Linked DNA regions of Homo sapiens: region 1 is linked to region 2. Evidence: chromatin loops called from intact Hi-C (ENCODE). Cell type or tissue: mammary epithelial cell. All regions are shown on one strand. Each heading gives the region's core, and the rest is flanking DNA. Links, peaks and the distances in the headings are about the cores only.

Region 1 (11,041 bases), core at 1,479-9,478, 610 kb after region 2:
ATGTTAATAAGAAAAATAAATAGGCCTTCCTATTTGAGACTTAAGGGCGTTTGATATCACCATCTCTCCAGAAAGGACCATCTGAAACATCCTCTCTTAGTTCCCATTAACCTCTCACTGTGATTTATAGCAGAAGTTAGCAGTCAACGTCCTGCAGGCCAGATACAGCCCACTATCTGGTTCTTTACAGAAGTCTGCAAATCCTAGATTTAGAGGTCAGATTTTCATCTCTCAGCCACAAACACATTCCAACCTCATATCTTGCTTTCACCCAGCCTTTACTAACCACCTGCTATATGCTAGGCTCTGGTGAAACATAACCAATAAGATAAAGTCCATGCCCTTTTGGAGGTCACACCTCGGAGTATGGGTGGGAATTTGTTCATTTCACTTAATTTAACAGGCCTAACCAGGTGCAGTGGCTCATGCCTGTAATCTCAGCACTTTGGGGGGCCAAAGGTAGGCAGATTGCTTGAGGTCAGGAGTTTGAGACCAACCTGGCCAATATGGTGAAACCCTGTCTCTACTAAAAATACAAAAATTAGCCAGACATAGTGGTGGATGCCTGTAATCCTAGCTACTCTGGAGGCTGAGGCAGGAGAATGGCTTGAACCCAGGAGTGGAGGCTGCAGTGAGCCAGGATCGCATCGCTGCACTCCAGCCTGGGCAATAGAGTGAGACTCCTTTCAAAATAATAATAATAATTATTATTATTATTATTATTTAACTGGCCATTCCTGCTTATAATGTGAGATGCACTGTCCTAAGCATTTTTCAAATGCTTAATTCTTGTAATGACCCTATGAAGTGACTGCTATTTTTTTCCTGCATTTTGCAGGCAAGGAAACAGAGGCTCAGAGAGGTGAAGTCACTTGTCCAAGGTCACACAGCAAATAGTTAGAACCAGGGTGTGAATCCAGCCAGACTAGCTCCAGAGCCAATAAGCTCCACAGTCTCCTTATTCAGAAGCCCTTGACCTAGCATACAGATGGAGGCACTACACATAAATATTGACCAGGCGGTGCCCAGACCACAGAAGGAAAAAAAAAGAAAGTGACTTATCCTTCAAGACACTGTTATTTGAACCTGGCCTTGTCAGTGCTCTCTCCCAGACTTTCTGCACTAGGAACTGTTGTTATCTTCCTTCAGTGCTCAGAGAGGCTGTGGCAGTTGCCCAGGGTCGCCCAGCTCTAACAGGATGAGCTGGGATTTTCAAGGTGGCTCCTTTTGTCCCCAGATCTGTCTTTTGCAACATATGTGGGGCCCTCCAGAGGAATTTCACCAGGCAAGAATGGCCTTCTTGGATGGCAAAGGAATACATTTGATTTGCAACGTGGCATTTCAGAGAGATAGTGGGATTGGGGTTTTGTTATTGTAGCTCTTTGTTTTTTGCTTTTTGGTGTTTTTTGAGGAGTCTCGCTCTGTCACCCAGGCTGGAGTGCAGTGGTGTGACCTTGGCTCACTGCAACCTCTGCCTTCTGGGTTCAAGCAATTCTCCTACCTCAGCCTCTCGAGTAGCTGGGACTACAGATGTGTGCCACCACCACGCCTGGCTAATTTTTGTTGTTTGTTTTCTGTTTTTTTGTTTGCGTGTTTGTTTTTTGTTTGTTTGTTTTTGTTTTTTTGTATTTTTTAGTAGAGACAAGTTTTCACCAAATTGGCCAGGCTGGTCTCAAACTCCTGACCTCAGATGATCTGCCCTCCTCGGCCTCCCAAAATGCTGGGGATAATGGGATTGTTTTTTAAGTTCATTGTCACCATTAGATTTTGACCCAGCACTCATCTCTATGTGGACTTGGCCTTCATTTCTTCAATTGTGATCTGAGCATTACAAGACCTGCCCTCCCAAATGTCGTTTTCATGGTTGCAAGAGACAGAGGAGGTGAAAGGACTGTGAGAATTTGGAAATATCAGAAGGTGAGGTCTTATTTTATTTTAATCCCAGTTCGGTCTCTTTCAAGCTGGTTCTAGTGGCCAGGACTTAGAGAATGGGTTGTATGTGCCATGCTGGCCTTCAGGATTGTATAGATTTCATCCTAAGTTTGTTTGAGACTTCACACAACCAAGTTTGACAGACATCACGTGCTTTCTACCTGCAAAGCTCTGTGCAGAGCACTCCCATAGCTTCAAGGGTCAAATAAGAAAAGGGACTTGCCTTTGTAGAGTTTAGGACTTGAAGGGCAGGGAAAAGGTTAATGATCACAATTTCATTCATTCTCCCTTTCATTCATTCAGTCGTCCTTTCATTCATTCGTTCATTCGACTCTATGCCAGGCATTTCCAAGTTCAAGACCTTGAAAAGGCAGGAGTTAAGAACATGGGCTCTGGATTCTGACAGACCTGGGTTCCAAAGCTGGTTCTAACTTATTGGCTTCATTATTTAACCCCTCTGTGCCTCGGTTGCCTCCTCTGTAAAATGGGTACTGGGGTTAGTAACCCATGAGCTCATACCCAAAGCCCCTTGGCCTAGGGCTGGGCCCATGGCGGGTGTGGAATAAATGGGAACTGGTCTCTGTGTAGCTCATAGACATTGTACAGCTGCTGTTTGCATGTCTGCCTCCTCCTCCAGGCAGGCCCCCTTGAGTACAGTGCATAAATGTGGAACCAGAAGATCCCCTGGGCAGAGAATGGAAAAGAAAATAGGGTTCACTTGCTCTAAGAGGCTTTCAGGTCTCAAAGCCAGAGCCACGAAGAGGTGATCCACATAGATGTTCAAGTTCACAGGGGTCCATCAGTTATTCACTCAACAAACATTGGTATCTATTATACTCTAGGCACTTTTCTAAGCACTAGAGACACGGTAGCAGAAAAGACAGACCAGAAACAAACAGACAAACCTGCCCTTGTGGAACTGACAATCCAATTTAGAAAGAAACACGTAATTTTATATAATGAGCAGAATGGCTCTGCAAAATGAACAGTCGCCCCAGGAGAGGGGCTCTACAGGAGAAGGTGACATTTGTGCTGAGACCACAGTGTGTGAAGGAGCCAGCCATGGGAAGAACATTCCAGGCAGGAGGAACAGCAAGTGCAAAGGCCTTGAAAATGCAGGGGACAGAAGGAAAGCCACCGGGACTCAACCAAAGTGAGGGCAATAATGATGGAATCATGGGCAGAGAGTCATGGGCAGAGCCCTGCACCAAGGTTCAAGCAGTTAAGGGAGCCTGGAGTGTGGACAGACGCCATCAAAAGAACCCTGAAGGCCGGGCGCGGTGGCTCACGCCTGTAATCCCAGCACTTTGAGAGGCCAAGGCAGGTGGACCATTTGAGGTCAGGAGTTCGAGACCAGCCTGGCCAACATGGTGAAACCTCGTCTCTACCAAAAATATAAAAATTAACCAGGCGTGATGACGTGTGCCTGTGATCCCAGCTACCTGGGAGGCCGAGGCAGGAGAATCACTTGAACCTGGGAGGCAGAGGTTGCAGTGAGCCAAGATCGCCCCACTGCACTCCAGCTTAGGTGACTGAGTGAGACTCTATCTCAACAACAACAACAACAAAAATAACCCTGAGGTGTTGAAAAGATAGAATTTTGGAGTGACGGTGACAGAATAAAAGACAAGGATCAGTTTGGGCACAGTGGCTCGTGCCTGTAATTCCAGGGACTCTAAAAGCTGAAGGAGAGGCATCACTTGAGCTTAGGAGTTTGAGATCAGCCTGGGCAACATAGCAAGATTCAATCTCTACAAAAAATAAAGTAAAATATAATAGCCAGGTGTGGTGCCACATGTCTGTAATCTTAGTTACTTGGGAGACTGAGTTGGGAGGACTGCTTGAACCTGAGAGTTTAAGAGTACAGTGAGCTATGATTGTACCACTGCACTCCTGCGTGGGTGACAGAGTGAGACCCTGTCAAAGAAGAAGAGGAAGAGAAAGAGGTAGAAGAAGAGGAGGAAGTGGAAGAGGAGGAAAGACAGGGATCAGCGGTAGGCAAGCAGAAGTATGCAGACCCCACAAGAAGAAAAGAGGGCCAGGCGTGGTGGCTCAGGTCTGTAATCCCAGCACTTTGGGAGGCTGAGGCAGGCGGATCACCTGAGGTCGGGAGTTCAAGACCAGCCTGACCAACATGGAGAAACCCCGTCTCTACTAAAAATACAAAATTAGCCAGGCGTGGTGGTGCATGCCTGTAATCCCATCTACTCAGGAGCTTGAGGCAGGAGAATTGCTTGAACCTGGGAGACAGAGGTTGTGGTGAGCCAAGATCACAACATTGCCCTATAGCCTGGGCAACAAGAGCAAAACTCTGTCTCAAAAAAAGAAGAAGAAAACGAAGACAGGAGGCCGGACGCAGTGGCTCACACTTGTAACCCCAGCACTTTGGGAGGCCGAGGTGGGTGGATCACCTGAGGTCAGGAGTTTGAGACCAGCCTGGCCAACATGGTGAAATCCAGTCTCTACTAAAAATACAAAAATTAGCTGGGCGTGGTGGTGTGCACCTGTAATCCCAGCTACTCGGGAGGCTGAGGCAGGAGAATCGCTTGAACCTGGGAAGCGGAGGTTGCAGTGAGCTGAGATCGCGCCACCGTACTCCAGCCTGGGTGACAGAGTGAGACTCTGTATCAAAAATAAATAAATAAATAAATAAATAAATAAATAAATAAATAAGGCATAGTTGTTCCCAGGATTGGAAACCCAAGGTACAGATAAATTCTAGATGGAAAAGTCACATTGAACAGAGAGGATAATTTGGCAGTGGGGGTGGTGGGGGATATTTGTTCATAAGCTGCTTGGGTTTCAAGGACCAGCATGGAGAATCTGATAGACCAAAAGAGATAGGGGAGCCCCATCTCTGGGGGGCCCTACCCAGACCTTCCATGGCTGCCAAAGCTGCTAATTCAAAGAACAAAAGAAGGGTCTCTCTGCACCAAAAGTCAGCCAGCTGCACTGAAAAAGAAGCTCCCTGGGACCAGACCTATTTTTTTTAAATATCAACTAGGCTAGAATTGGCCAGCCTGCCTCCCTTAAGAAAAGAAAGAAAGAGGCCGGGCGCAGTGGCTCACGCCTATAATCCCAGCACTTCGGGAGGCCGAGGCAGGTGGATGATTTGAGGTCATGAGTTTGAGACAAGCCTGGCCAACATGCTAAAGCCTCATCTCTACTAAAAATACAAAAATTAGCCAGGCATGGCAGCTAATCACAGTGGGTCCCTGTAATCCTAGCTACTTGGGAGGCTGAGGTGAGAATCACTTGAACCTGGGAGGCGGAGGTTGCAGTGAGCTGAGATCATGCCACTGCACTCCAGCCTGGACAACAGAGCAAGACTCCTGCTCAAAAAAATAAGTAAATAAAAAGAAGAAGAAGAGAAAGAGAGCTCTGATTTCTAAGTAGGTTCTTTTTTAAAGGTTAGGTTGCAGTTTAATTGTGATGTCTAAACAAAACAACCTGCTTTTCTTTCTTTTTTTTTTTTTTTTTCCAAGACAGGGTCTCACTCTGTCACCCAGGCTGGAGTGCAGTGGTGTGATCATCACTCACTGCAGCCTTGAACTCCTGGGCTCAAGCAATCCTCCCATCTCACCCTCCCGAGTAGCTGGGACTACAGTTGGGCACCACTACACCTGGCTAATTTTTTTTTTTTTTTTAATTACGTGAGCATTTTTCGTAGAGACGAGGTCTCCCTATGTTGCACAGGCTGACCTTGAATTCCGGGGCTCAATCGATCCTCCCACCTCAGCCTCCCAAAGTGCTGGGATTACAGGCGTGAGCCACCGTGCCCAGCCTCTTTTTTTTTTTTTTAACTGTGTAAACTGAGGCCTCAAAATGCTTAATGGCATACCCGCTACAGAAACAGAAAACTATTACCAAGTACTTACTATGTGGCTGCACTGTTCTAAATGCTTTCTATGTAATAATGCAGTGAACTTAATCTTTGTAAGAGCCCCAGAGATGGGTGCTATTGTTTTCCCCATTTGACAGAGAGGGAAACTGAGGCACCGAAAGGGAAAGGAACCCTCCTCCCCAGAATCAGTCAGCAAGTGGCAGAGTTGGGATTTGAACCCTGGCCGGGGCACTCAACCACACCCCAGATTGAAGCCAGGTAAGCCCCACACTTGACCTCAGGACCTGCTTGTAACCCATCAGACCTCAGGGAGCCCTGCAAAGCCCCGAGTCCGCCCCTGCCGCCCCAGTTGGTCTTTACCAAGCCCTTTGTGCATGAAAAAGCAATAGCCATATATGTAATGATTAGTTATCACATGATGGGAATTCAATTATTGATTTGGGGCTGACTTCCATTTCTCGGAACAGGCAGAAAGGAAGCGGCAGGGAGGTGGGTACTCCGGAGAGCGAGCTGAGCGCTCTGCTGCCCGGCGCCTGCCAGGCTGGGGAGCCATGGCGCCACCTGGTGGCCAGTCTTAGCAGCGGCGGGCGACAGTGGGTGAACGCAGGGGAGACCCGCGCAGGCTGCTTTTTGAGCACAGTGTGTGTCAGGCGCTGTTCCAGCTCAGGGGTCCAAAAACCTCTTCGATAAAGGACCTCAGATGAAATGCTTCCGGCTCTGAGGGCTAGACAGTCTCTGTCCCAGAGACAGCTCTGCCGTTGTAACACAAAAGGAGCCACAGACAACATCAGCACAAATAGAAAAGGCTGTGTTCCAATAAAACTTTATGGACACCAAATTTTGAACGGCATACAACTTTCACCTATCAAGAATTATCCTTCTTTTTATTATACGACAACAAAAATTAATGAACGGGTCGGGCGTGGTAGCTCACGCCTGTAATCCCAGCATTTTGGGAGGCCAAGGTAGGTGGATAACCTGAGGTCAGGAGTTCGAGACCAACCTGGCCAACATGGTAAATGAAACCCCGTCTCTACTAAAAAATACAAAAATTAGCTGGGCGTGGTGGCGCGCACCTGTAGTCCCAGCTACTCCGGAGGCTGAGGCAGGAGAATCGCTTGAACCCGGGAGGCTGAGGTTGCAGTGAGCCGAGATCTCGCCCCTGCACACCAGCCTGGGTGACACCAGACCGGCCCACGTGGAGCTCACAGAGCAAATATGGCAGCAACAAGGGAGAAAGCCGATGCGTAACACATATGAGCTGGTCGTGAGTGCTAGTGGGGAAAATTAAGCGGGGCAGGGAACCAACATAAGTAGGGGTTGCATTTTATTTTTTTTCAATTCTATTTATTTATTTAGAGATAGGATCTCTCTCTGTTGCCCAGGCTGGAGTGCAGTGGTGCAATCATAGCTCATTGCAACCTTCAACTCCCAGGCTCAAGCAGTCCTCCCACCTCAGCCTCCTGAGTAGCTGGGACTACAGGTACGCATCACCATGCCCAGCTAATTTTTGTAAAGATGGAATCTTGCCATGCTGTCCAGGATGGTCTCAAACTCCTGGGCTCACAGGATCCTCCTGCCTTGGCCTCCTGAGTAGCTAGGACTACAGGTCCCAGTACAGTCAACGAGGGAGGAAGCCCCATATGTAACACATAGGATCTGGTTATGAGTGCTAGTGGGGAAAATTAAGCGGGGCAGGGAATAAGCACGAGTAGGGCTGCATTTTATTTTATTTTTATCTTATTTATTTATTTATTTATTTATGAGACAGGGTCTCACTCTGTTGCCCAGGCTGGAGTGCGGTGGCACGATCATGGCTCACTGCAGCCTTGACCTCCCAGGATCAAAGGATCCTCCCACCTCAGCCTCCCAAGTAGCTGGGACCACAGGCGCACACCACCATGCCTGGCTAATATTTTTTTGTTTTTTGTGGAGATGCCTCACTATGTTGCCCAGGCTGGTCTCAAACTCTTGGCCTCAAGTGATCCTCCCGCCTTGGCCTCCCAAAGTGCTAGGATTATAGGCATGAGACACTGCACCCAGCCGGGGCTGCATTTTAAATAGGGTGATGATGAAAAGTTTGATGAGGAGGAAACCTTTAATCAAAGGCTGGAAGGAGGCAAGGAAGAAGCCGTGTGGGTGCCGAGGAGAAGAGCATTCCTAGCAGAAGGAACAGCCAGTGCAAAGGCCCTGAGGCTGGACCACCCTGGTGCATTGGAGGAACAGTGATAAGGTTAGTATGGCTGCAGCACAGTGCACGAGGGAGAGAGAGGAGGGAGGTGAGGGCAGGGAGGTGACAGGGGCAGGGCCTTATGGGTCTTGGTGAGGACTTTGGCTTTTGCTATGAGTCAGGTGGGAGCCATGGAGGGTTCTGAGCAGAGGAGGGATATAATCTGACTTGTGTTAAAATATGATCTCTCTGGGGGGCTGAGCATGGTTGCTAACACCTATGATCTCAATGCTTTGGGAGGCCGAGGCAGGAGGATCACTTGAGGCCAGGAGTTTGAGACCAGCCTGGGCAACATAGCAAGACCCTGCCTCTACAAAAAAATTTAAAAATTTTCCAGGAGTGGTGACACGCACCTACGGTCCTGGCTGCTCAGGTGACCGAGGTGGGAGGATCACTTGAGCCCAGGAGGTCAAGGCTGCAATCAGCCATCATTGCACCACTGCACTCCAGCCTGGGTGACAGAGTGAGACCCTGTCTCTAAAAATAAAATAAAAGTCTCACTTTGTGTGTCTCATTCTCTCAGCTCAGGCCTCGGGGACCAGGACAATTCAGGCCACCCATCCGATCCCTAGCTGGGAAAGTCACCCAGTCCTAGCTGGTGACCTGCAGTTTGGCTGAGCCTGGGTCCCCATATCCTATAAGTGGTCAGTTCTGGCCTGGAATTCAAGGTCACACCATCTCTCTCTTGGCTTGGCTCTCAAATGCCTCAGTAACCTGGAATTCACCTCTCCGGGTCTGTTCACCCATCTGCATAAGGGACAAAATAATAAGGGTACTACCGGTCATAACAAGTAATCATGGCCGGGCGTGGTGGCTCACTCCCATAATCCCAGCACTTTGGGAGGCTGAGGTGGGTGGATCACCTGAGGTCAGGAGTTCGAGACCAGCCTAGCCAACAGGGTGAAACCCCGTCTCTACTAAAAATACAAAAAAAAATTAGCTAGGCGTGGTGGTGCATGACTGTCATCCCAGCTATTTGGGAGGCTGAGGCAGGAGAATTGCTTGAACCTGGGAGGTCGAGGTTGCACTGAGCCGAGATCGCGCCACTGCACTCCAGCCTGGATGACAGAGTGAGACTCTGTCTCAAAAAAAAAAAAAAAAAAAAGTAATCATAATAAGATACTAAGTAACCACAATAACAATAGCAACAAGAGCTGCCCTAGCTGTTTCAGGAGATCGTTGCGTGCATTTGATAAGATGTGCTGCAACGAAACACTTTGGAAAACAATAACCTGCACCACAATCTATTTATAACAATGGTGATGAGGACTAATCGAGTCAATGCATGTAAAGGTCTTGGAGCCGTGCCCCACAGATAGTAAGTGCTCCATCAACACTGGGTTTTTGTTTGGTTTTTGAGACAGAGTCTCACTTTGTCGCCCACGCTGGAGTACAGTGGTGTGATCTCGGCCCACGGCAACCTCCCCTCCTGGGTTCAGGCGATTCTCCTGCCTCACCCTCCGGAGTAGCTGGGACTACAGGCACGCACCACCACACCCGGCTGATTTTTTTGTATTTTTAGTAGAGACGGGGTTTCACCATGTTGGCCAGGCTAGTCTCTAACTCTTGACCTCAAGCGATCCACCTGCCTTGGCCTCCCAAAGTGCTTGGATTACAGGCGTGAACCGCCATGCCCAGTCAATACTGGTTATTGCCGGGCACAGTGGCTCATGCCTATAATCCCAGATAGTCCAGAGGCTGAAGTGGAAGGATCGCTTGAGCCCGGGAGTTTGAGATCAGCCTGGGCAACATAGTGAGACCCCCATCTCAAAAAAAAAAAAAAAAAAAAAACACCTGGTTGGGCTGGGCGCCTGTGGAATTACGCGCCTGTAATCCCAGCACTTTGGGAGGCCAAGGCGGGTGGATCACGAGGTCAGGAGATCGAGACCATCCTGGCTAACACAGTGAAACCCCGTCTCTACTAAAAATACCAAAAAAATTAGCCGGGCATGGTGGTGGGCGCCTGTAGTCCCAGCTACTAGGGAGGCTGAAGCAAGAGAATGGCGTGAACCTGGGAGGCAGAGCTTGCAGCGAGCCGAGATCGCGCCACTACACTCCAGCCTAGGTGACAGAGCGAGACTCCGTCTCAAAACAAAAACAAAAACAAACAAACAAAAAACATGGTTATTATTATTATTATGGCCTAAGAAGTATTATTAATGATACTCATGGTAGTTCCCTTAACTCTCCTCTCTCTGCTCCCCATTCACACTAATGTTCTCTCTATTCTCTGATGAAGATGACGGTTCAGCAGCTCGCTGCTTACACCCAGGCAGCGTCAGCCTCACCTGGCAGCCTGTTAGAAAGAAATGCAAAATCCCAAGTCTTAGCCTAGACCTGTTGAAACAGAATCTGCATTTAACAAGACCCCATAGGCCAGGCGCGGTGGCTCACACCTGTAATCCCAAGATTTTGGGAGGCTGAGGCAGGAGGATTGCTTGAGCCCAGGAGGTTGAGGCTGCAGTGAGCCATGATCGAGCCATTGCACTCCAGCCTGAGTGACAGAACGTGACTCTGTCTCAAAAATAAAAATAAGAAAAGTATTGAGTTTTATTAGTCCTTAACTGATGGTTGACCCAAATCCACTTGACTGGCTGGCACTGGCTCTCATTCACTGTCAGTCAATGCTTTTACTCAAGAGATATTTTATGAGCACCTACTGGGTGCTGGCCTCAGTCTCTGGGGATACAGCTGTGAACAGGACAGACAAGCAACCTGATTGGGGATACTCCAGTGGGCAAGACAGACCACTAGAAATGAGATAAATAACAATTCCAGTGAATGGCAATGTATTGCAGTCTGCTTAGACCTGCATGAGTGATTGATGGACTGGGATGTTGGCTGATAAAGTGGACACGTGGCTTTAAAAGATTCCTGCCTAGAAAGCAAATATTGAGACCGGACGCAGTGGCTCACACCTGTAATCCCAACACATTGGGAGGCCAAGGTGGGCGGATCACTTGAGGCCAGGAGTTCAAGACCAGCCTAGCCAACATGGTGAAACCCCGTCTCTGCTAAAAATACAAAATTAGCTG
Region 2 (9,786 bases), core at 81-8,080:
AGGCTGGAGTGCAGTGGCGCAATCTCAGCTCACTGCAAGCTCCACCTCCCGGGTTTATGCCATTCTCCTGTCTCAGCCTCCCGAGTAGCTGGGACTACAGGCACCCGCCAACACGCCCGGCTAATTTTTTGTATTTTTAGTAAAGACAGGGTTTCACCGTGTTAGCCAGGATGGTCTCTATCTCCTGACCTCGTGATCTGCCTGCCTTGGCCTTATTATTTTTTTTTTTTAAGGACAGAGTCTCTCTCTGTCACCCAGGCTGGAGTGCAATGGCGCGATCTTGGCTCACTGTAACTTCCACTTGCCAGGCTCAAGCAGTTCTCCTGCCTCAGCCTCCTGAGTAGCTGGGACTACAGGCACCCGCCACCATGCCCAGCTAATTTTTGTATTTTTAGTAGAGACAGAGTTTCACCATATTAGCCTGGCTGGTCTCAAACTCCTGGCCTCAGGTGATCTGCCCACCTCGGCCTCCCAAAGTGCTGGGATCAAATCCACTGTTAATCATTAGGCTGAACTGTCTCTTATAGAATGAGGTCAAAGACACTCCCAGTTGCAGGGAGGGTAGATGGCCCCACCCAGACCGAGAGACACAGTGATGACCTCAGCCTAGGGACACCAAAAAAGAAAAAAAAAAAAACCCAAACCAAAAACGCAAACCAAAGCAGGCAGGCAGACAGCTGCTGGGGGAAATCCTGGGGTCCTTGAGACAGAGGCAGGACCCTCGTGTTCCCAGCTGCCTCTTGCCTTGATAGTGGTGCTGTGTCCCTCTCAGACCCCCCACCTGAGTCTCCACAGAGCCCCACGCCTGGCATGGCATTCCACAGAAACCATAAAGGTTGGCTGAGTCCAGCTGTCTATATGTGCATCTGTTTGTTCCTCCAACTGGGGTTCCCTGGGAGTGGGTGGCCCCATGACAGGGTGTGGGCATCTGAGTGCTCCCTCCCCAGCTGGGGCTCAGGGTCTTCAGCGGGCGAGGGCGGCCTGGCTTTGGGCGGCTGGAACCAGGGCCCTGGCAGATGGGCCTGTCTGGCACAGACGCAGGGACATGTGGCGTTGTCAGTGTTGCCTCCAAATGCCCCCCGGAGCGTGGGGCGGGGAGCCGGCCAGGCCCTTCTCAGCCCTCTTCCTGCCTCAGGAAGGAAGGCCTCAGGTGAGGGGAGCAGGAGGGGACCCGAGGAAACAGATGGGCCAGTGGGGCGTGGGAGCCTGAGACCCCTGACCTCACAGGCCTCACAGAGAGATGGGAACGGGACAGGCAGGCAGCTCCCAAGGCCCCTTGCTCGAAGGGCCCTGGAGGGGAGGGTCATGAAGGGCTCTGGGGGGGCTGCCCCATCCCTGTTCCCTCCAGAGTTCTGTGCCAAACCCCAGGCAGTGTCCGAGTGGGCAGCTCAGCCCTGGCACCATGGGCAAGCCCCCCTCTGGTGGGCATGAGGCATTTGCCTTCCCTCCCTCTGCTGTGCCCACCTCCTGCCAGCCAGGGGAGCCAGCTGGGAACCTTGGTGCCAGGGGAGCCCCCAGAGTCCCTGTCCCCTCCCGGGCAGTGCCAGCCGGCCCCTGCCCCGCCCCCCCAGGCCCAGTAATGGGTGGGTAATGAGTGCTGGGGGAGCGGGGGAGGGGCAGGGGATGCAGGTGCCACAGGCGCTGGCACGGGGGCCGCTAATCAGGTTTGCCAACGCCATCTGTCACCGCACGAGCATCTGGGGCTCAAGGTGACCCTGTCACCCTCAGTTACAATTATGAGTTTGGCATCTGTATTAAAGCCCGCCAGCCGGCCAGGCGGGGGACGGCTGGGGTGGGCACGGGGTTGCACGGTGAACCCCATCCCTGGGGTACCCTTCCCAGGGGCTGCGTGGCTGCCAGGCGTGGAGCTTCTTAGGGGACTATGTCTGTGTGTGTATGTGTGTGTGTGTGCACACCCATCCCAGTCTCCACAATTCTTAAAGTGTGTCCGGGTGCAGGGCTGGAAATCATAGGTTTGTGTGTGTCTCCATGGTGGCTGTGTGTCTAGGAGTTTGGTGGGCTGGCTGGGGGCGGAGCTCTGAGATTTTGTGGGTGCACAGATGTTCGTGCATCTGCATGCTGGGACAAGAACGTATGGAGGAGGGTGTCTCTTTGGATGATGGTGTGTCTTTTTCTTTTATTAGTAGTATTAATTATTATTCTTATTTGAGTCAGGGTCTCGCCCTGTCACCCAGGCTGGAGTGATCATGGCCCGATCCCTGCAGCCTCAAACTCCTGGGCTCAAGTGATCCTCCCTCCTCAGCCTCCCGAGTAGCTGGGGCTACAGGCTCATGACACCACGCCCAGCTAATTTTGTTTATTTTTTTGTAGAGACAGGGTCTCACTGTGTTGCCCAGGCTGGTCTCGAACTCCTGGGCTCAAGCCATCCTTCTGGTTTGGCCTTCCAAAGTGCTGGGATTATAGGCGTGAGCCACCACACCCAACCTGATGGGGTGTGTGTGTGTGTGTGTGTGTGTGTGTAAATGCACAGGGGTAGGTTGGGAGGGGTATCAGCTTTGGGAGAGGCCATGTGCAGTACTGCTGAGCTCCTCAGCTATCCCTTTGTTTCTATCTTCGCCAACTCCTGCTACGTGGCTGTGATCTGGAGGGCTCTGAGGACGGCTTAAGAATCTGGATTTTGGCTGGGTGAGGAGTCTCACGCCTGTAATCCCAGCACTTTGGGAGGCCAAGGCAGGTGGATTCATTGAGCTCACAAGTTCGCAACCAGCCTGGCCAAAATGGCAGAACTATGTCTCCACAAAAATATATTAAAAATTAGCTGGGCGCCGGGCGTGGTGACTCATGCCTGTAATCTCAGTACTTTGGGAGGCTGAGGCGGGTGGATGACCTGAGATCAGGTGTTCAAGACCAGCCTGGCCAACATGGCGAAACCCCGTCTCTACTAAAAATATAAAAATTAGCCAGGCGTGGTGGCGCGTGCCTGTAATCCCAGCTACTTGGGAGGCTGAGACAGGAGAATCGCTTGAACCCAGGAGGCGGAGGTTGCAGTGAGCCAAGATGGCGACACTGCACTCCAGGCTGGGCGACAAAGCAAGACTCCATCTCAAAAAAAAAAAAAAAAAAAATTAGCTGGGCATGGTGGTGTGTACCTGGAACCCCAGCTACTCAGGAGGCTGAGGTGGGAGAATGGCTTGAGCCTGGGAGGCAGAGGTTGCAGTGAGCCAAGGTTGTGCCACTGCTTTCCAGCCTGGGTGATAGAGCCAGACCTTGTCTCAAAAAAAAAAAAAAAAAAGAAAGAAAGCTCTCAATTTTGTAAGGTAGCCTTTGGATTCTAAATTCTTGGAGCTAGATTCTGGGTCTGGTGGATTCTAGTTTTGAGCAATAGGATCTAGATTTTTGGAATCTGAATCCCGGAGTATGGTTTCAGTGGCACCATCATAGTTCACTGCAACCTCAGACATGTGCCACTACACCCAGCTAATTTTTAAGTTTTTTGTAGAGATAAAGTCTTGCTATGTTGCCTATCGTGTCCCAAACTCCTGGCATCAAGTGATCCTCACGCCTTGGCCTCCCAAAATGCTGAGATTATAGCTGTGAGCCACCACGCCTGGCTGAGTTCGTGGATCTGGAGTATAGATCTTGGTATGATTGGAATCTTTTTTTTTTTTTTTTGAGATGGAGTCTCACTCTGTTGCCCAGGCTGGAGGGCAGTGGCGCAATCTCAGCTCACTGCAAGCTCCGCCTCCCAGGTTCAAGCGATTCTCCTGCCTCAGCCTCCTGAGTAGCTGGGATTACAGGTGCCCACTACCACACCCAGCTAATTTTTATATTTTTAGTAGAGACGGGGTTTCGCCATGTTGGTCAGGCTGGTCTCGAACCCCTGACCTCAAGTGATCTGCCTGCCTTGGCCTCCCAAAGTGCTGGGATTACAGGCATGAGCCACCGTGCCCAGCCCGGTATGATTGGACTCTAGATGCTGATCCTGGGTCCTGGGATCTGGATTACCGGCTCTTAGTTCTGTATCTGCGTTCCTGCTTCTGGACTTCAGTCTCTGGGCCTGTGTGCTCTGTGTCCTCTCTGTCCACAGCTCCAAGTTCAGCAACTGGGCGGCTGCCTGTCGTCCCTCCATGGATGGGTGCAGAGACCACCTATGGCCACCAGGGGACACCCTTGGTCTACATTTGGTCCAAGCTGCCCGACTGGAGGAGGAGTCTGGGACCACTGTGGCCCAGTTGGACTCAGCCCTTTCAGGAGGACCAGGGGCTGGACATCACTTTCCCCCACTTCCATCCCAGTCTCTGCTGGGACCTGAAATCTGTCAGCCCCCACTGACTCAAACGTGGAGAACTGGACTGAGCACCCCCACAGTGTTCTGAACAGTACCGTGGGACAAGGTGCCTGCCCAGTGAGTAGGTCAGACCCAGGGTTGAAGCCATGTGTGTCCATGAGGGTGACAATGAGTGTCTGAAAACGTGTCCAGGTGTGAAGGCGAGGGTGCACCATTCATCAGGAGTGGCCACATATGACAGCATTGCTAAGAAGTGTGAGCCTGGGAGGCGCGGTGGCTCAGGCCTGTTGTCCTGGCGCATAAGAAAGTGAGGCCCAAGGCCGGGCGGGCGGATCACGAAGTCAGGAGTTCGAGACCAGCCTGACCAACATAGTGAAACCCCGTCTCTACTAAAAATACAAAAATTAGCCTGTCGTGGTGGCGCGTGCCTGTAATCCCAGCTACTTGGGAGGCTGAGGTATGAGAATTGCTTGAACCCAGAAGGCGAAGGTTGCAGTGAGCTGAGATAGTGCCACTGCACTCCAGCCTGGGCAACAAGAGCAAGACTCCGTCTCAAAAAAAAAAAAAAAAAAAAAAAAGTGAGGCCAGGCGTTCAAGCCCTCATCTATGTAACAAAACAACAACAACGACAACAAAAATGTGAACCTGTGTGTTGGATGGTGTGTGGCCACCACTCACTGTATTCACATGTCTGATAAGGTCCTCATGAGACAGTGCACCTACACGGTTGTGTCTATAACTGGGAGATGTCACCAGGAGCCCTTGTATGAGTCCGTGTCCATGTCATATTCATGTGTCTGCGTCTATGATTGTGTCACTAGGAATCTATAGGTATCCATAGGTATGACTGGGACCATCTAGGGGAAGTGTCACTGGGTGACGGTGTCCTGGAGTGTCAGAAACAGTGTCCTGGCTGGGTGCAGGACCTGTAATCCCAGCACTTTGGGAGGCTGAGGCGGGCAGATCACCTAGGTCAGGAGTTCAAGACCAGCCTGGCCAACATGGTGTAACAGTGTCTCTACTAAAAATACAAAAATTAGCCAGGCATGGTGGTGTGTGCCTATAATCCCAGCTACTAGGGAGGCTGAGGTGGGAGAATCGCTTGAACCTGGGAGGCAGAGGTTGTAGTGAGCTGAGATCATGCGCCATTGCACTCCAGCCTGGGTGACAGAGCGAGACTCTGTCTCAAAAAAAAAAAAAAAAAGAAGCAGTGTCCCAGCACTTTGGGAGGCCAAGGTGGGAGGATCATTTGAGCCTAGGAGTTCAAGACCAGCCTGGGCAACATAGCAAGACCCTGTCTCTACAAAAAATTTAAAAAATTAGCGGAACATGGTGGCATGCACCTGTAGTCTCAGCTACTCAGGAGGCTGAGGTGGGAGGATCACTTGAGCCCAGGAGTTCAAGGCTGCAGTGAGCTATGATTGTGCCACTGCACTCCAGGCTGGGTACCAGAGCAAGACTTTGTTTCAAAAATAAATAAATATGGCTGGACATAGTGGCTCATGCCTGTAATTCCAGCACTTTGGGAGGCTGAGATGGGCAGATCACCTGAGGTCAGGAGTTCGAGACCAGCCTGGCCAACATGGCGAAATCTGGTCTCTACCAAAAATACAAAAATCAGCCAGATGTGGTGGCATGTGCCTGTAATCCCAGCTACTCGGGAGGCTGAGGCAGGAGAATGATGGAACCCAGGAGACAGAGGTTGCAGTGAGCTGAGATCGCACCACTGCACTCCAGCTTGGGCGACAGAGTGAGACTCCATCTCAAAATAAATAAATAAATAAAATAAAGAAGCAGTGTTCCTGAAGGCTGAGCCTCTGTGTCAACAGTGTCTTATCAGGGGCTGTGTGAAGGTGTGTAGGACAGAGGGTATGCTTTCTGAGAGTACCAAACCAGGGTGAGTGGAAGGGGCAGGTGGGACCAGAGACTCTCAGAGCAGGGAGCTGGGGTTGTTTCCAAGTTTCTCTCCTTCATTCCCTCACATCTGGGTATATCTCACCCTCCATCTTGCTATGTCTTTTTTTTTTTCCCTTGGGACAGGGTGTGGCTCTGTCACCCAGGCTAGAGTGCAGTGGTGCGATCATGTCTCACTGCAGCCTCAAACTCCTGGGCTCAAGTGATCCTCCCACCTTAGCCGTAGCTGGGACTACAGGTGCAGGACACCACGCTTGGCTAATTAAAAAAATTTCTTTTTTCTTTTTCTTTTTCTTTTTTTCTTTTCTTTTTTTTTTGAGACAGTGTCTCACTCTTGTTGCGCTGGCTGGAGTGCAATGGTGCAATCTCGGCTCACTACAACCTCCGACTCCCAGGTTCAAGCGATTCTCCTGCCTCAGCCTTCCAAGTAGCTGGGATTACAGGCGCATGCCACCACACCTGGCTAATTTTTTGTAGTTTTAGTAGATACGGCGTTTCGCCATGTTGGCCAGGCTGGTCTTGAACTCCTGACCTCAGGTGATCCACTCGCCTTGACCTCCCAAAGTGCTGGGATTACAGGCGTGAGCCATCGCGCCCAGCCCTTAACATGTTTTTTGTAGAGATGAGGTCTTACCATGTTGTCCAGGCTGGTCTCAAACTCCTAGGCTCAAGCATTCCACACACCTTGGCCTTTCAGAGTGCTGGGATTACAGGTGTGAGCCATCACACCCGGCCGCTATGTCTTTCTATGGCTGTGTGTCCTCTGACCTCTCAGCACTTCTGACTTTGTCTGGCTATCCCCATTCCCCTGATTTTTTTTTATTTTTTATTTTTATTTATTTATTTTTTTTGAGACAGGGTCTCACTCTGTCGCCCAGGCTGGAGTGCGATGGTGTGATCTCGGCTCACTGCAACTTCTGCCTCCCAGGCTCAAGAGATTCTCCTGCCTCAGCCTCCCGAGTAGCTGGGATTACAGGCGTCCACCACTACTGCCCGGCTAATTTTTCTATTTTTAGTAGAGACAGGTTTTCACCATGTTGGCCAGGCTACTCTTGAACTCCTGACCTCAAATGATCCACCCGCCTCGGCCTCCCAAAGTGCTGGGATAACAGGCGTCAGCCACCGCACCCAACCCCCCATCCCCTGATTTTTCCCATTGCTAAGCACAGCACACCAGGCAAGGAGGGTCCAGGGGTATTGGCTGACTGGTCCTGTCCCGTCTCTCACCCCAACCCTTCCTCTCCCATCTTGCTCCCGGGCTCTGCCTCTCCGTGGTCTTCTCCCTCCACCCGTCCTTCCTCATTGGTGTGTTTCTCTCCACCTTCCAGGTCTCTCCCGTTGTTTCTCCCTCTTGGATTCCCCATGTCTTTCCCTATCTCTGTCTCTGTCTTTGTCTCTCTTCTGTCTCTTTCCCCACCTTTTTTTTTGTGAGACGGAGTCTCGCTCTGTTGCCCAGGCTGGAGTGCAGTGGTGTGATCTCGGCTCACTGCAAGCTCTACCTCCCAGGTTCACGCCATTCTCCTGCCTCAGCCTCCCGAGTAGCTGGGACTACAGGTGCCCTTCACCACGCCCAGCTAATTTTTTTGTATTTTTAGTAGAGACGGGGTTTCACCATGTTAGCCAGCATGGTCTCGATCTCCTGACCTCGTGATCCGCCCGTCTTGGCCTGCCAAAGTGCTGGGATTACAGTCATGAGACACCGCGCCCGGCCTCCTTTTTTTTTTTTTTTTTTTTTTTTTGAGACACAGTCTCGCTCTGTTGCCCAGGCTGGAGTGCAGTGGCGTGATCTTGGCTCACTGCAACCTCCACCTTCCAGGTTCAAGTGATTCTCCTGCCTCAGCCTCACAAGTAGCTGGGATTACAAGCATGCACCACCACACCCATCTAATTTTTGTATTTTTAGTAGAGACGGGGTTTCACCATGTTGGCCAAGCTGGTCTTGAACCCCTGACCTCGTGATCTGCCTGCCTCAGCCTCCCGAAGTGTTGGGATTACAGGCATGAGCCACTGTGCCCTGCCTTCTTTCCCCTTTTGTGTCTCATTTCTCCCACTCCATCTCCTCTTGTCCATTCTTCCCAGCCCTAAATCTTCTCCTATTTATGTCTCTTTTCATCTCTCTCCTTTTCTCCTAATTTTTCCCTGTCCCTCTCATCTCCCTATCTCTCCTCCTTTTTTCTCTTGTTTATTTATGTATTTATTTTGAGACAGAGTCTCGCTCTGTCACCCAGGCTGGAGTGCAGTGGCGTCATCTCTGCTCACTGCAGCCTCCACCTCCCACATTCAAGCAATTCTCGTGCCCCAGCCTCCGGAGTAGCTGGAATTACAGGCACGTACCACCACACCCGGCTACTTTTTGTATTTTTAGTAGAGACGGGGGTTTCTCCATGTTGGCCAGGCTGGTCTCGAACTCCTGACCTCAAATGATCCGCCCACTTCGGCCTCCCAAAGTGCTAGGATTACAGGTGTGAACCCCCATGCTCGGCCTCCTCTCTCCCTTTATCTCTGTCTCTTCCCGTTTTTTTTCTCTCCCAGTGTCTCCTTATCTGCCTCTCCCTGCCTAGTCTCCCGTCTCTCTCCATCTCTCAGTCTCCGCATCTCTTCTCTCATCATGTCTCTCCCATCTTTTTTCCCCTCATTTCTCTGTCTCTCAGTCTCTCCAGCTTTTCCTGTGTCTCTGTCTCTCCCCATCTCTGTCTCTCCATACCCAGTCCCCATGTCTCTCCATCTCCATGTCTCCCCATCTCTTCTCTCTCCCCATCTCTCTCATCTCTTTCTTTCTTTCTCTTTTTCTTTCTCTCTCTCTCTCTCTCTCTCTCTCTCTCTCGCTTTCTTTCCTCTCTTTCTCTGTCTCTCTCTCTCTCTCTCCTTTCTTTCTTTCTGACGGAGTCTCACTCTGTCGCCAGGCTGGAGTGTAGTGGGGAGATCTTGGCTCAGTGCAACCTCTGCCTCCCGGGTTCAAGCGATTCTCCTGCTTCAGCCTCCCGAATAGCTGGGACTACAGGCGCGCACCACCATGCCCGGCTAATTTTTTGTATTTTAGTAGAGACAGGATTTCATCATGTTGGGCTGGATAGTCTCGATCTCCTGACCTCGTGATCGGCCCGCCTCGGCCTCCTAAAGTGCTGGGATTACACTGCGCTCGGCCTCTCATCTGTTTCTTTCCCCATCCTTCTGTCTCTCAATCTCTCCAGCTTTCTCCGGCCCTCCCAGTGTCTTCATCTCTCCCCATTTCTGTCTCTCCCCACCAGGTCTCCCTATCTCTTCCCATCTCTCTCCGCATCTCTGGGTCTCCCATCTCTGGTCTCTCCCTGTCTCTCTTTTTTCTCTCCCCATTTCTCTGTCTCTCCCCATCTCCGTCTCTCTCATCTCTGGTCTCTCTCATCTCTGGTCTCTCCCTGTCTCTCCTGTCTTTTTCCCTCCCCATTTCTCTGTCTCTCCCCATCCCGGTCTCCCCGTCTCTGTCGGCCCGGGTGGGTCCGGGTGGGTCCGGGACGGCCCGGCCCGGGCGCCGCGGCGAACAATGCCCCATTCACGCGGGCCGCCGGCGCCATGGCAACGCGCCCGCCCCGCCCTCCCTGCGCGCGGGCCGCGCGTGCCAAGAGGATGCCATGGTTACGTCAGGC

Evidence for each region. Hi-C counts contacts between places; a loop is a spot of excess contacts. Peaks named below come from ENCODE experiments on the same cell type or tissue, not always from the same donor. Only the 100,000 strongest peaks of a DNase experiment are listed, where the experiment ranks them.
Region 1: a loop joins it to region 2, with 33 times the contacts of the local background. A loop is called at or near these places in 39 of 110 quality-filtered maps.

The regions. Positions count from the first base shown.
Region 1 is chr19:13,583,078-13,594,118 of GRCh38, forward strand. No RefSeq gene overlaps it. Among named protein-coding and RNA genes, the nearest start is that of CACNA1A, 82 kb to the left of the region's middle. RefSeq lists silencers at 6,248-6,357, 6,267-6,496. In mammary epithelial cell, for the core only: a CTCF peak has its summit at 6,340 (motif pointing left); no DNase peak of the experiment used is centred there.
Region 2 is chr19:12,973,906-12,983,691 of GRCh38, forward strand. DAND5 (DAN domain BMP antagonist family member 5) reads left to right here. Exons shown (of 2, transcript NM_152654.3): 2 at 1-855. Among named protein-coding and RNA genes, the nearest start is that of DAND5, 9.2 kb to the left of the region's middle. RefSeq lists an enhancer at 527-1,033 and a silencer at 9,681-9,786. In mammary epithelial cell, for the core only: a CTCF peak has its summit at 4,123 (motif pointing right); a DNase peak (open chromatin) is centred at 4,116.